3 separate regions of the Homo sapiens genome follow, and regions 1 and 3 are each linked to region 2. The links are chromatin contacts, found by Hi-C or POLR2A ChIA-PET in ENCODE. All regions are on one chromosome and are shown on one strand. The core of a region is the stretch at or near the end of the contact, and the rest is flanking DNA. Distances in the headings are between cores, read along the strand shown. Region 1 holds the start of ZNF217-AS1 (ZNF217 antisense RNA 1). Region 2 holds the start of PFDN4 (prefoldin subunit 4). Region 3 has its middle 67 kb from the start of ZNF217.

The links. A loop is a pair of places that touch in the nucleus more often than their neighbours do. ChIA-PET counts read pairs that join two places held with the same protein, here RNA polymerase II (POLR2A). Pooled maps may share reads with other maps.
Region 1: a loop to region 2 is called in a map with no recorded cell type, with 4 times the contacts of the local background. The contact joins the promoter of ZNF217-AS1 here to the promoter of PFDN4 in region 2. A Hi-C loop is called at or near these places in 1 of 168 maps with a recorded cell type or tissue (GM12878), 5 of 37 single-sample maps with no recorded cell type and 5 of 50 pooled maps.
Region 3: a pooled map shows a loop between it and region 2 (4-fold over the local background). The contact joins the enhancer-like site here to the promoter of PFDN4 in region 2. A Hi-C loop is called at or near these places in 1 of 168 maps with a recorded cell type or tissue (tibial artery) and 3 of 50 pooled maps. POLR2A ChIA-PET finds 5 or more read pairs at or near these places in 4 of 52 experiments (GM12878, HepG2, OCI-LY7 and 1 more).

What each region holds. Positions count from the first base shown.
Region 1 is chr20:53,550,568-53,554,887 of GRCh38, reverse strand. ZNF217-AS1 (ZNF217 antisense RNA 1) reads right to left here and starts at 2,118. Exons shown (of 6, transcript NR_110051.1): 1 at 1,801-2,118.
Region 2 is chr20:54,205,763-54,210,100 of GRCh38, reverse strand. It overlaps PFDN4 (prefoldin subunit 4), which reads right to left and starts at 2,014. Exons shown (of 4, transcript NM_002623.4): 1 at 1,977-2,014. The coding sequence starts at 2,000. LOC124904937 (a long non-coding RNA gene) reads left to right here and starts at 2,060. Exons shown (of 2, transcript XR_007067669.1): 1 at 2,060-2,144; 2 at 3,045-3,155. RefSeq lists enhancers at 983-1,799, 1,940-2,259, 1,800-2,617 and a silencer at 1,680-1,949.
Region 3 is chr20:53,658,427-53,662,986 of GRCh38, reverse strand. No RefSeq gene overlaps it. Among named protein-coding and RNA genes, the nearest start is that of ZNF217, 67 kb to the right of the region's middle. RefSeq lists enhancers at 1,666-1,725, 2,646-2,705, 2,716-2,775. Within about 2 kb of position 2,791, at least 19 of the 41 ENCODE cell types and tissues checked have a DNase peak (open chromatin) inside an H3K27ac peak, as active enhancers do; they include GM12878 and OCI-LY7, where a contact is called at or near this core.

The DNA of each region.
Region 1 (4,320 bases), core at 869-3,368, 660 kb after region 2:
TATAGTGGCAGGTGCCTGTAGTCCCAGCTACTCAGGAGGTGGAGGCAGGAGAATCACTTGAAACCGGGAGGCGGAGGTTGCAGTGAGACGAGATCACGCCACTGTACTCCAGCCTGGCGACAAAGCAAGACTCTGTCAAAAAAAAAAAAAAAAAAAAAAAAGAGCTTTTGAAGAACATGAATAGCTAAACCTACCCTACTGTATAAAGAATGTTGGAGGCTGGGCGCAGTGGCTCATGCCTGTAATCCCAGCACTTTGGGTGTTCGAGGCAGGCGGATTGCCTGAGGTGAGGAGTTCGAGACCAGGCTGACCAACATGCTAAAACCCCGTCTCTACTAAAAATACAAAAATTAGCCAGGCATGGTGGCGGGTGCCTGTAATCCCAGCTACTCAGGAGGCTGAGGCAGGAGAATCGCTTCAACCTCGGAGGTGGAGGTTGCAGTGAGCTGAGACTGGGCCATTGCACTCCAGCCTGGGCAACAAGAGCGAAACTACGTCTGAAAAAAATAAAAAAAGTTGGAATTTTGATTGGAAAAAGTAACACTTCATAAGGGAACGTTTTAGTTTGTATTGATTTCAATTTTGCCAACTTTCTAGCATGTTCAGGATTCTTCCAGCAGCTTCTCAGACAGCATATCAGCTTCGGTTAGCTACTATTCAGACAATTGCATTTCATAATCAGCAATCAAAATTGTACTTTTCTGTTAAAGCTGTTAAAATATTCTTGCTTTTAAAAAAGCTGTTAAAAACACAATTGGAAAAGTCAGTGAAATGATCATTTGATATTTGATTATTCAGTGAATTAGTTTTAGGCAAATCGGACTGGCAGGCTGCAGAGGTGGCAACAGGCCAGAGGTCATTAGAGGACCAGGAAGCCACAGGAAGGTCACCTCGGCTACATTTTATAGCTCACAAAATGTTTTTACACACACACTACCCACTCCCCCCCCTCCACTGCCCCCATCACCCCGAGATGGAGTCTGTCGCCTAGGCTGGAGTGCAGTGGCACAATCTCGGCTCACTGCAACCTCTGCCTCCCGGGTTCAAGCAATTCTCCTGTCTCAGCTTCCCAAGTAGCTGGGATTACAGGCACCCGCCACCATGCCTGGCTAATTTTTGTATTTTTAGTAGAGACGGGGTTTCACCATGTTGGCCAGGCTGGTATTGAACTCCTGACCTTGTGATCCTCCTGCCTCAGCCTCCCAAAGTGCTGGGATTATAGGCGTGAGCCACTGCACACAGCCTATACACACACTTTTTTAAAAAAACTTTTTTATTTTGGGATTTTTTTTTTTTTAAGTTTTAGTCTTGCTCTGTCACCCAGGCTGGAGTGCAGTGGTGTGATCTTGGCTCACTGCAACCTCCGCCTCCCAGGTTCAAGCCATTCTCATGCCTCAGCCTCCCAAGTAGATGGGACTACAGGCGCCACCACACCTGGCTAAGTTTTGCACTTTTAGTAGAGACAGGGTTTCACCATGTTGGCTGGGCTTGTGTCGAATCCCTGACCTTAAGTGATCCTCCTGCCCTTGGCCTCCCAAAGTGCTGGGATTACAGGCTTGAGCCACCTCGCCCAGCCTGGAATAATTTTATATTCACAGAACAGTTGTAAAGAGATTGCAGAGAGTTCCTGAATTCGAACCCAAGTTCCAACCCTGCACCCAGCTGGCCCTAGTGCTACCATCTTACATAAGCACAATGCATCTGTCAACACTAAGAAATTAACACTGGTATGTTACTTTATTTAGAATTCCCTAGTTTTCCCATTAGTGGTGGGATTTTTTTTCTGTCCCAGGATCCTACCTTGCATTCAGTCATCATGCCTCTTGTAGTCTTCTCTCGTCTGTGACCATTTCTTAGATTTTCCTTGTTTTTCATTCCGTGGACAGTGTTGGGAAGGACTCGGTGTTTTGTAGAATGTCTGCTGATCTGGGTTTGTCTGATGTTTTCTCATGATTGTCTGGGATTACGGGTTTTGTGGAGTATAATGCAGAGGTAAAGTGCCTTGTCATCTCATCATATCATGGGAGGCGGGGGTAGTATTGTGGGAGGCAGGGGTATGTGAGAGCCGCCTGGCAAATCTTGCCTCTACCAGGGTGCTTAATGTTGTCACATGTTTGATTATCATAACCTGTAAAATAACTGGAAAAGTTAAGATTCTATTTTATCATTTCAATGATTTTTTTTTTTTTTAATTTTGAGATGGAGTCTCGCTCTGTCGCCTAGGCTGGAGTGCAGTGGCGCAATCTCAGCTCACTACAACCTCTGCCTCCCGGGTTCAAGCAATTCTCCTGCCTCAGCCTCCTGAGTAGCTGGGATTACAAGTGTGCACCACCATGCCTGGGTAATTTTTGTATTTTTAGTAGAGACGGAGTTTCACCATGTTGGCCAGGCTGGTCTTGAACTCCTGGCCTCAAGTGATCCGCCTGCCTGGGCCTCTCAAAGTGCTGGGATTACAGGAGTGAGCCACCACGCCAGCCTCAACAGATAATATTTTAGTGAGCAGTCATATATGCAGGCGTTGCTTAAATTGAAGTCATTCAGTATTAATGAGGAAGGTCAGATGAGATCCTGTACTTAAGGAGCTGGGAAACTGAGGATTCGAGAGTCTAAACAGCTTTACCCAATGTGGTCCAGGTTGTAGGTGGCAGAGCCAAAATTCAAACGCGTGTCTCACTTCAAAGGCTCTGTGTGTGTTTGTGTGTGTGTGTGTGTGTGTGTGTGTGTGTGTTTGCTTTTGCTCCATTGATTCCAAATAACAAAACAAAACCAAACAAAAACTTTGCTACAAAACCCTCACTCTGATCCTGATGCTATCTTAATTGTGATAAATGTGTTGTTTAATCTTCACAACAAACTCATGGAAAGGAACTATATGTAATCCCAGAGCTTTGGGAGGCCGAAGCGGGAGAACTGCTTGAGCCCAGGAGTTTGAGACCAGCCTGGAAAACGTAGTGAGACCTCATCTCTACAAAAAGTTTAAAAATTAACCAGGTCTGGTGGCATGTGCCTGTAGTCTCAGCTACTCTGGAGGCTGAGGTGGGAGGATTGCTTGAGCCCAGGAGTTCAAGGTTGCAGTGAGCTGTGATCGCACCACTGCATTCCAGCCTGGCCAACGGCATGAGATCCCTGTCTCAAACAAAACTAAACAAAACCAAAAGAAAAGGAACTACATATCCTTCCTTTTTCAGGTGAGGAAACTGAGCCTTTGAGTGGTTAAGGAACATGTTCAAGGTTATAAAGCTGGCGCATGGGCTGGGCGCAGTGGCTCATGCCTGTAATCCTAGCACTTTGGGAGGCCGAGGTGAGCAGATCACCTGAGGTTTCTACTAAAAATACAAAATTAGCCAGGTGTGGTGGTGCATGCCTGTAATCCCAGCTGCTCGGGAGGCTGAGGCAGGAGAATTGCTTGAACCCGGGAGACGGAGGTTGCAGTGAGCCAAGATTGCTGCATTGCACTCCAGCCTGGGCGATAAGAGAGAAACTCCATGACACACACACACACACACACACACACACACACACACACACAAAAGCTGGCACATGGCTGAGTTGGGACTGGAAACAGACTGCTGGGCTCGAGGGCCTGAGTTTTCTTCATCAGAACATCACACACATTTAAAAATGTTTTGAAAATGTATATGTTTATTTATATTGAGGTAAAATTTACAAAACATAAAATATACCACATTATGCAAAGCTGGAGGCCAATAAACAAAATATATGTAAAAAGAAGAAAAAAATTCAAAAAGAAAAACTATATTAAAGTGTACAATTCAATAGCTGTTAGTACACTGACAACGTTGTGCAACCACCACCTCTATTATCAAGTTTCAAAATATTTCCATTGTCTCAAAAGGAAGCCCAGTTAGGCCACCACCCGCCATCCTTCCCTCCCCTAGCCTCTGGCAACCACTAATCTAGCTTCTGTCTGTATGGATTTACCTATTCTGGGCATTCCATATGACTGGAATTATGTGGTTTTTGTGTCTGGTTTCTTGCCCTTAGTGTAACTTTTTTTTTTTTTTTCGAGACAGGGTCTTGCTCTGTCACCCAGGCTGGAGGGCAGTGGCGCAATCGCAGCTCACTGCAGCTCCGACCTCCTGGGCTCAGGTGATCCTCCTGCCTGCCTCAGCCTCCTGAGTAGCTGGGGCCCCAGGTGTTCAGCACAATACTCGGGTAATTTTTTTTATTTTTATTTTTTGAGGAGACAAGAAGGTCTTACTATGTTGCTCAGGCTGGTCGGGAACTCCTGGGGTCAAGTGATCCTCCCACCTAGGCCTCCCAAAGTTGGGATTACAGACGTGAGCCACTGAGCCCAGC
Region 2 (4,338 bases), core at 765-3,264:
CTATCCAACTCTCCCTTCCTTTCCTTACATAATCTCACAGATCTCAACTTAAATGGCACTTTCCCAGGAAAGTCTTCTCTGATCTCAAAACAGACCTCATTTTGGCCCTCATTTCATAAGCACTTTTCCTTCACAGTTCTCATCAGAGAAACTAGTTTTCTGTCTGACTATCTGAGTAATGCCTGCTCTGCCCTGGAACATACGTTCTTTGGGGCTATGAGATTAAGGGGAGAAGAGCTTTCTCACTGGTCACCACAGTTGTCTCCACTTAAAACTGAGACTACGCCATATTACGTGCCCCCGAAAATTTACTGAATCAATGAAAGGAAAAAAAAAGTTGGTAATTAGAAATTTTGCAATCAAAATCCAAGGTTCAAATCATTCTTCTGCCATTTCCTCTTCTACCATTTACTTCACCTCTCTGCACTTCAGTTTCCATACCTATAAAACGGAGTGAACCACAACTAGTATCTTCCAAGGAATTAAAGGCCATACCTAACACCAGAGGGCCCAATTTAACAAACTAGAGGTGAAGTGAATCTCACAAAGTTTCATACTTTTTTGAATCACCATGGCCCTAGACCCTACTCTGGGACACAGTAAGAATTTTTGGATGGCAGAATAGTAGGGTGAGCAACACATCCTGAGTTGGCTGGGGCTTTCCCATTTTTGGCAGTCCCTCAATTTCATATAAAAGGGGGCAATGGGTCACCCTACACCAGGCACAGATGGCATAGACTATGTGGTACTGGATAGGGGCAAAGCAAAGAAGTTCTAATGTGGTCTTAAAAGTGGAATGAACGCAAATCCCTCCAGCCAAGAGATTCTCATCAAAGACCCCCTATAGCAGTTTAAAACACAGACTCCGGAGTCAGAATGCCTGTGTTTAAATGCTAGCTTTGCCTCCGCGCCTGTTTTCTCATTGTTAAATAAGGATAAAAACAGTATCTCCCTCAAAGAACATAAAATAAACAATACACGCAAAACAACTTACAGCTGTACCTAGCACACTGTAAAGCTCCCCAAATTATCAGCCGTTATCTCCTTCCCCCTCTCCAATTTTCTTTTTCTTCTATCTGACTATCTTTACACATCTGGGAAGGCTCACGGGATTAAAAACCCCACATGGAAGTTTAGCCGGCTTAGTGGTTACACAGGCGTGCTTTGAGAAAAACAAAAACAAACCTGAGTTTGAACTCCAGCTCTGCTTCTTACTAGCTGAGTCACTTTAGGGCCTCTAACTGCTCTGTGTCTAAGTTTCTCTACCTGCAAAGTGGAGAGGAACCCATTGCACTTGCTGAGTTGCGGGGAGGATAACAGATAAACGGCCGGCTGCTGGGCCCGGCACATCTTCCATTCTCAATAAATACTGGTTTTAGCCTGAAGGACTCAGGGGCATCAAGCGTGGAAATGGGCAGCTCCAGGTTGGACACAGGGTCTCTGGGGCCTGCTAATCTGGGGATGCAGGAACCTGCTGTCCCCGTTATGAGCTGCGTAACCTCGGGCAGGTGACTCCCCATCTCTGGGCCTCAGTTTCCTCACCCGTAACCACGCTCCCAGCAGCAGCTACCCATAACCAGTGAGGCTAATGCGATCATGCCGGTGCAACGCCCGAGTCAAGGCCAACCACACTCAACGGGACCTTCGGCTTCCCACACCTCAGGGGCGAGGCCGGGGCTGCAGGTTCCTCAGACTCCCCGGGGGCACCCTCGGCATCGCGGGAGGCGGACCTGCGTCCTTCGAGGCTCCCGGCCCCAGCCCCGGCGCCCCGCCTCGGCTGGCCAGGTGCCTAGGAAAACGCTCAGGGCGCCAGGCGCGAGCAGGCCTTGCCGCGGGACCGCTCTCAGGGCCTCGGCCTCGGCCTCGGGTCCCACGCCGGGCTTCGGAGCTGCGCACCCCCAGCATCCCGCGCCCGGGCCCCAGCGGCCGAGATCCGGCGCCGCCCGAGCATCCAGAGCCCCGAGCTCCCCACTCACCGCCTTCTTCATGGTGGCCGCCATCTTGGGACTGGACTACCGCAGGCGGCGGGGAGGGCCGCAATGGCGCGCTTCGCCCCCGAGCGTTCTCTCGCTCCCGGTCGGCCTAGAACTCCCCGCAAAAATACAACACTGTCTCCACATTCCGTCCTCTTGGACTTTTGGCCAGTGAGTCCAAACGGCTGGGACGTAGGGAGGAAATGTGACCTGGAAGGACTTGGTACATGCCAATTAAAGGGACAGGCAACCCCCGTGGACCGACATAAACACGGGGGTGTGGCGAACGGCTCCGGCCGCGGGCAGCAGGGGGCGCGCCCAAGGCTCAGCGCGGCGGGGCCCAGCTGGGGCAGGATCAAAGGGCTCGGGGAATTTTTCTCCATCCGTCCCACAGACTTGCATTGAGAAAGCTAACCTACCTGTAAAACAGCTAGGAACGAATGGCCTTGGCAAATAGGGTGTGAGATTTATGTGCCATGATAATTCAGGTGGTGTAAAGGAGGTACTCCTATCTTTTAATGTAATTTTTTTTTAATTTAAATTCGGGGGGTATGTGTGCCGGTTTATTACATGGATATACTGCATGGTGCTAAGGTTTGGGTTTCTAATGATCCCGTTGCCCAAGTAGTGAACATAGTACCCCACAGGTAATTTTTCAACCCCTTTCCCCTGCCTCCTTCCCCGTTTTTGGAATCCGTAGCATTTATTGTTCCCACCTTTATGTCCACGAGTACCCAGTGTTTAGCTGTCACTCATAAGTGGGAACATGAGTGGTTGGTTTTCTGTTTCTGTGTTAATTCACTTAGGATAATGATGTCCAGCTGCATCCATGTTGCTGCAAAGGACATGATTTTGTTCTTTTTTATGGCTGCATAGTATTCCATGGTGTATATGGACCACATTTTCTTTATCCTATCCACCACTGATGGGCATCTGGGTTGATTCCATGCCTTTGCTGTTGTGACTAGGCAATCCTATTAATTAATTTACAGCAATATTACTGAACAATTACTGTATATTCTGACACTTGTGTCTCCCAATTAGTAATTTTTTTTTTTTTTTTTGCCTTAGGACCTCTTTATACTCCTGGAAATTACTGAGGACTCCAAAGAACTTTTGTTTATGTGGGTTATTTATCGATATTTGCTGTATTAGAAATTAAAGCAGAATTTTTAAAATGTATTTATTAATTCATTTAAAATAATATAAAACTCCATTCCATGGTAATAAAAATCACACTTTAAAAATAACTATATTTTCTAAGACAAAAATAAATTGAGAAGATTGTCATCATTTTACATTTTCACTGATCTCTTTAATATCAGGCTTAATGGAAGGTTACATTCTCATGTCTACTTCTGCATTCAGTCTCTCCAAATACACTGTTTAGTTGCCTAGTTGTAGGTATGAAAAACCCCAGCCTCATACAAATCATGTAGTTGGGAAAGGGAGGCCCTCATGGATCCCTGAAAAGGTCTCAGGGACCCCCGAGGTTCATGGGCCACAGCTTGAGAACTGCCCCTGACAAGCCTCCTCCTTTCTCAAAGTCCCAATTTCCTCTTTGGTTAAATGAGGGGAATGAGACCTTATAGCACCCTGTGCCCTCCCCACCGAACCACCTAGCCCGCCACGGGCATCGCCTGTTCTCCTGCCTATTCTGGGCTCTCCAGGCCCTTAGTATTGGGACTTTCCAGTGTGTAGCTCATATGTGCTCAAAAAAGTATTTGTTGAATAAAGATGTTTTTCCAGGGTTAAATCTTAGCACCGGGTCTGGCACATAGGAGATGCTCCATCAGTGATATCTGTTTATTCCAGAGCTCAATGTAAAAGCACTGCAAGAAACAAATGGTGGAGAGGGAGACAGAAATAAAGGGCAAAATTGTCACAAATGGTACCAAGTGCATGAAGGAGATAAATGAGGTGCTGAGGCAGAGCACAGAGGGGAGGGGTGGGGGCCAGCTCTGGAGCTGGCCTCTAAGCTAAGAGAAAATGGGAGGCCTCAGCATGGGGAGAGGAGACGAAAGTGGACCCCAGGGGTGGAGGGCTGAGAGGGAAAGAGCCTGGTGAGACATGGTAGAAAGGACAGAGCAGCATGGAGCGAGGCTGGGGTGCAAGGCAGGGGCCAGATCTGGGCATGTTTTAGAACTTGGTGAGGCCAAACTGGGGGAGGGAGAGAGAGAAAGAGAGAAAGAATTCTGACTTTTTCAAAGCTTTATTGAGAAATGGCTGAGTTGAAAGCTGAGGAACAGCGGAGCAGGAATTTTGAGGAAATGTAATTGTATGGTGGGGACCGAAAGTAGCATAGGGGCTTTGAGAGAGAGAAGCACTTCAATCCTCAGGTGCATAGATCTTAGGACCAGAAGGG
Region 3 (4,560 bases), core at 1,542-4,041, 550 kb after region 2:
GGTTTTAAACTCCTGACCTCAAGTGATCCACCCACCTGAGCCTCCCAAAGTGCTGGGATTACAGGCCTGAGCCACCTCACCCGGCCTCAAGATTGTCTTTTACTTGAATTATTTGGATGACTGTTCTTAATTTACCCCTTCATCATGCCCGGAAATGGGAAAGAGGAAATGTGTAGATTGCTTCAAATAACTTCTGAGCTATTGCTATGTCTCAGGCATTGTTCTAAATGTTTACCACAAAATCCTGCCCTGATGGAGCAGACATTTTAGGCTGAAGAGACAGGTACTGGCTGGGTGCAGTGGCTCACACCTGTAAGTCCAGTACTTTGGGAGGCCAAGGTGGGAGGATTGCTTAAACCCAGGAGTTCGAGGCCAGCTTGGGCAACACAGTGAAACCACTGTCTCTACAAAAAATTAAAAAAAAAAAAAATTTTAAAAAAAGAGACAGATAAGAAAAACACATATTGAGTGAGATAATAAGTGCTGTCTAGAGGCATCCATATATTCCATCTATGATGTTTTACAGATGTTATTTACCTGGTGACTGCCAAATACTCCCAATATAATCTTAATTATCTTTTTTTAATAGCACAAGGAGCTGGGTGCGGTGGCTCATGCCTGTAATCCCAGCACATTGGGAGGCTGAGGCGGGAGGATCACCTGAGATCGGGAGTTCGAGACCAGCCTGACCAACATGGAGAAAAACCCTGTCTCTACTAAAAATACAAAATTAGCTGGGCACAGTGGTGCGTGCCTGTAATCCCAGCTACTCGGGAGGCTGAGGCAGGAGAATTGCTTGAACCCAGGAGGTGGAGGTTGCGGTGAGCAGAGATCGTGCCATTGCACTCCAGCCTGGGCAACAAGAGCGAAACTCCATCCCAAAAAAAAAAAAAAAAGAAAAAGAAAAGAAAAAAAAGAAATAGCACAGGGAATACTGACCACATTTCTGCCTTTGTTCAGTTCAGATTGACAAATATTTGTTGAGCTCCGACAAGCAGGGAGAGGGACAAGGTGAACCAGCCCTTTCCTGCCCCTAAAGAGCAGCATAGCCACCAAGTAAACACATCATTTCAATATACTGTGGTAGCCCCTGGATAGAGGGAACTAAAAGTTGCTACAAAAACATGAATGCTATCTAGAAACTCCTGCATTTTCTCTTGAAGCATGTGAAGGAGTTCATCTGAAAAAGATGCCAAAAAGCCAAGAATCCAGCATCTACATCATCTTAGGAGGGAGCAGGGATAGGTAGGGAGGAGCCACCAGCTCTCGGATATTCCCAGATGCTAAAAGGTAAAGTGAATTCTTCTATAAGGATGTGTCTATCTAGCTGAGTCTGCAAAGCCTCCCCACAGTAAATCTGAAGTTGAGAATGCCAAAGTATTTGCTTTCATCTAACTCTTTGACAGACAAATAGAATACAAAAATAAAAACATCTCTCTTCTACCCTCATTGTAATCTTTTTCCTCTTTTCAAAATCTTTTAAACAAAATGCCTCTTTACTGTGAAATCTGTTCTATTGATTTGTTTTCATAAAAGATCTCTCTCCTAAAGAAAGGAAAAGCCATCTTTGATCTGACTTGACAAAAAGATCTAATCAAACAATAAAATCTATGAAGGAAAAAAAAGAAAAAGAAGCAAGCTTCTTTGAGCCACATCAAATATATGAAAGAGAAAATACTTCATTTAAATGCTAAAAACTAACACAAAACAGCTTGAAATGTAATAACCTCTCCTGAATAAGTGAAACCACATGTTGATCTGACATGAGTTTCTAAGACACAATTAAAGGTCACTTCGTGTACAAACATCTCATTCGGAAGTGAGAAGCTTGAATTGCTGTCAGTATTTTTGGCCACCACGGGGCAGGTGCTCCCACCTGGCACAAACCATATAGACGCCCCCAGAGGGAATGAAGGTGATACTCCACATACTGGAAGCTTCAAATCTAGCCGCGCCAGGAAATGTTCAGCCCTGGATTTCAGCTGTTTCTCCCTTGATGTCCTAACAGAGAGGACTAACTAAATGTGAGAATCCTTGTTGTTTTAGGAAGCCCATGGAAGTGGCTTTACTTAAAAAACTAAAGGCTTCCTTTCTGCTCTGTCTGTCTTTATGACCCACCAGGGTCCTAGGAGAGAAGACATTAGGGTGTTGCAGCCACAGAGTCACATTTGGAAACGTCTTCCAGCAGCTGGGATGTTTCAATTCAAGACTCTTTAAGGGAACACAGGGTATTTGGAAAGTGACTTTAAAATGCCCTGGCCTCCAGGCCTATCTCCTCTTACCAAATCCCTTTAAGAAAGGATGTGCTGGGGAAAGACTTCAAAGTGTTTCAAAAGGGAAATCACATCTTGAAAGCTTTTCTCAGAATGAGAAAGAAACACATTATTTGATTTGAAAGAGAAGTAAATCTTAAGCAGCAATGAAGGAGGATCAAAGAATAGGTTCATGTGAACTTAAGAAGTGATCCTTTCCAGCGGAACGTGACTTTACTCTTTCCGATGCCCTCAACGCATTTTGGGGATTGTAAGTTTACTCGAGAATCAAAATAAAGAGGCGAGCCAGCGTTCCAGAAAATCACGTGGTCTCCCCCGCCCCCCAATCTATTTTACAGCCCTCTCCAGCTTCGAACTCGCGCCAGGCTGTGCGCACCGACTTTGCGCTGGCGGCGTGGACGCTGCGGCCACTCGCGGGCGGCGTGGACGCTGCGGCCACTCGCGCGGCTGTTGTTGTTGCTGCTGCGTGGAGGCACGCCGCTCCTTGCACACGCGGGGCAATTCTCCGGTTGGGGAAGGAGGAAAATGGCTGAGAAAAGGACCTAAGAAAGCCTTCAGGGTGGGCCCCCATTTCTTCCTGCCCCGCCCACACCCTGCCACACTCTCCCGCCGTCCCCTCCCCACCCCCCCTTGTTCTTTGGACCTGACCGATGAAAAATTCAACTAATACCTAAATAGATTCTTCTTGCAAAAAAGTAAAATCTCAAAGCAAAACAAAACAAAACAAAAATTTGTTAGGGGAGAAATCATCTGTGAGGTGCCCTTTCCATTCTAGCTCCCTCTCCCCTCTCCGTTTCCCTAAATGTTATTCTCTATCGATAGACATAGAGATGTGGATATTACCTGTAGATAGATATTTTAAAATTGTATTTATTTCTTAAAGACACTTCCATAATCTAATATACAAAGGAATTCATAAACTTAAGAGCGGAAGTTGTCACATAAATAAAAAACAACCAATACTTTTTGATCAGTAAAATCACTGATTCGGCTGGGCGCGGTGGCTCACGCCTGTAATCCCAGCACTTTGGGAGGCCAAGGCGGGCCGATTATGAGGTCAGGAGATGGAGACCATCCTGGCTAACAGGGTGAAACAAACCCCGTCTAAACTAAAAATACAAAAAATTAGCCGGGCGGGGCGCCTGTAGTCCCAGCTACTCGGCAAGCTGAGGCAGGAGAATGGCGTGAACCCGGGAGGCGGAGCTTGCAGTGAGCCGAGATTGCGCCACTGTACCCCAGTCTGGGCGACGGGGTCTCCGTCTCAAAAAAAAAAAAAAAAATCACTCATTCTTTGTAAAGTCCAATAAAATTAAGTTTAAGTCCATTGGTAAGAATGAGTAAGAAAAACAAGAGGGAATGTACTTATAAACAACATCAAGAATAAAAGTAGATACATAATTACACATACGGGGCCGGGCAAGGTGGCTCACACCTGTCATCTCAGGACCTTGGGAGGCCGAAGTGGGCGGATCACTTGAGGTTAGGAGTTCCAGAACAGCCTAGCCAACATGGCGAAACCCCATCTCTATTAAAAATACAAAAATTAGCCGGGCGTGGTGGCACATGCCTGTAATTTTACACCGAGCTACTCAGGAGGCTGAGGCATGGGAATCCCTTGAGCGTTGCAGTGAGTCGAGATCACACCACTGCACTCCAGTCTGGGCGACAGAGCAAGACTCTGTCTGAAATAATAATAATAATAGTAATTACACATACAGAGCAACCTTTTGAAATTTTAAGTGACTGTTTTCTACAGCTGTGTACTGTTTGGCTTGAAAACCTAGCTTTGTCTAAGGAAAAAAACCGAATTACCAAAATCAACCCAATCCAGGTGCTGTATTTACACCTGAAAGTATTGCTTTTCTTTACCTGCTTGCTTGATGTAATATATATTAAATAGCCACTGTGGAAAATCACGGGAAATTTTAATATTTTCCTCAGAAGCTTGTTAGTTAATCCAACTCTAACCCGGAGAAAGTTGCTGCATTAACAGTTTCTCAACAGACAAAAAATGGCCACGAAAACAATGGCTAGTCTTTATTTGGGGCTTACTCTACACCAAACATACACATTAGCATATTTGGCCTCCGTAATGCCGCTTAAGGTTTGATACCATTGCTATACCCATTTTACAGATGGCAAAACTGAAGTGTGAAGAGGTACCCAAGATCACACAGCTTTGAGGGGCAGAATGGGGATCCCAATGGAGAAAAGCTGTGACTGTTTAAAGTGTCATTCAAAGACTACATTACATCATAGGAGAATCCAGCTATAACTTCCCTTATCA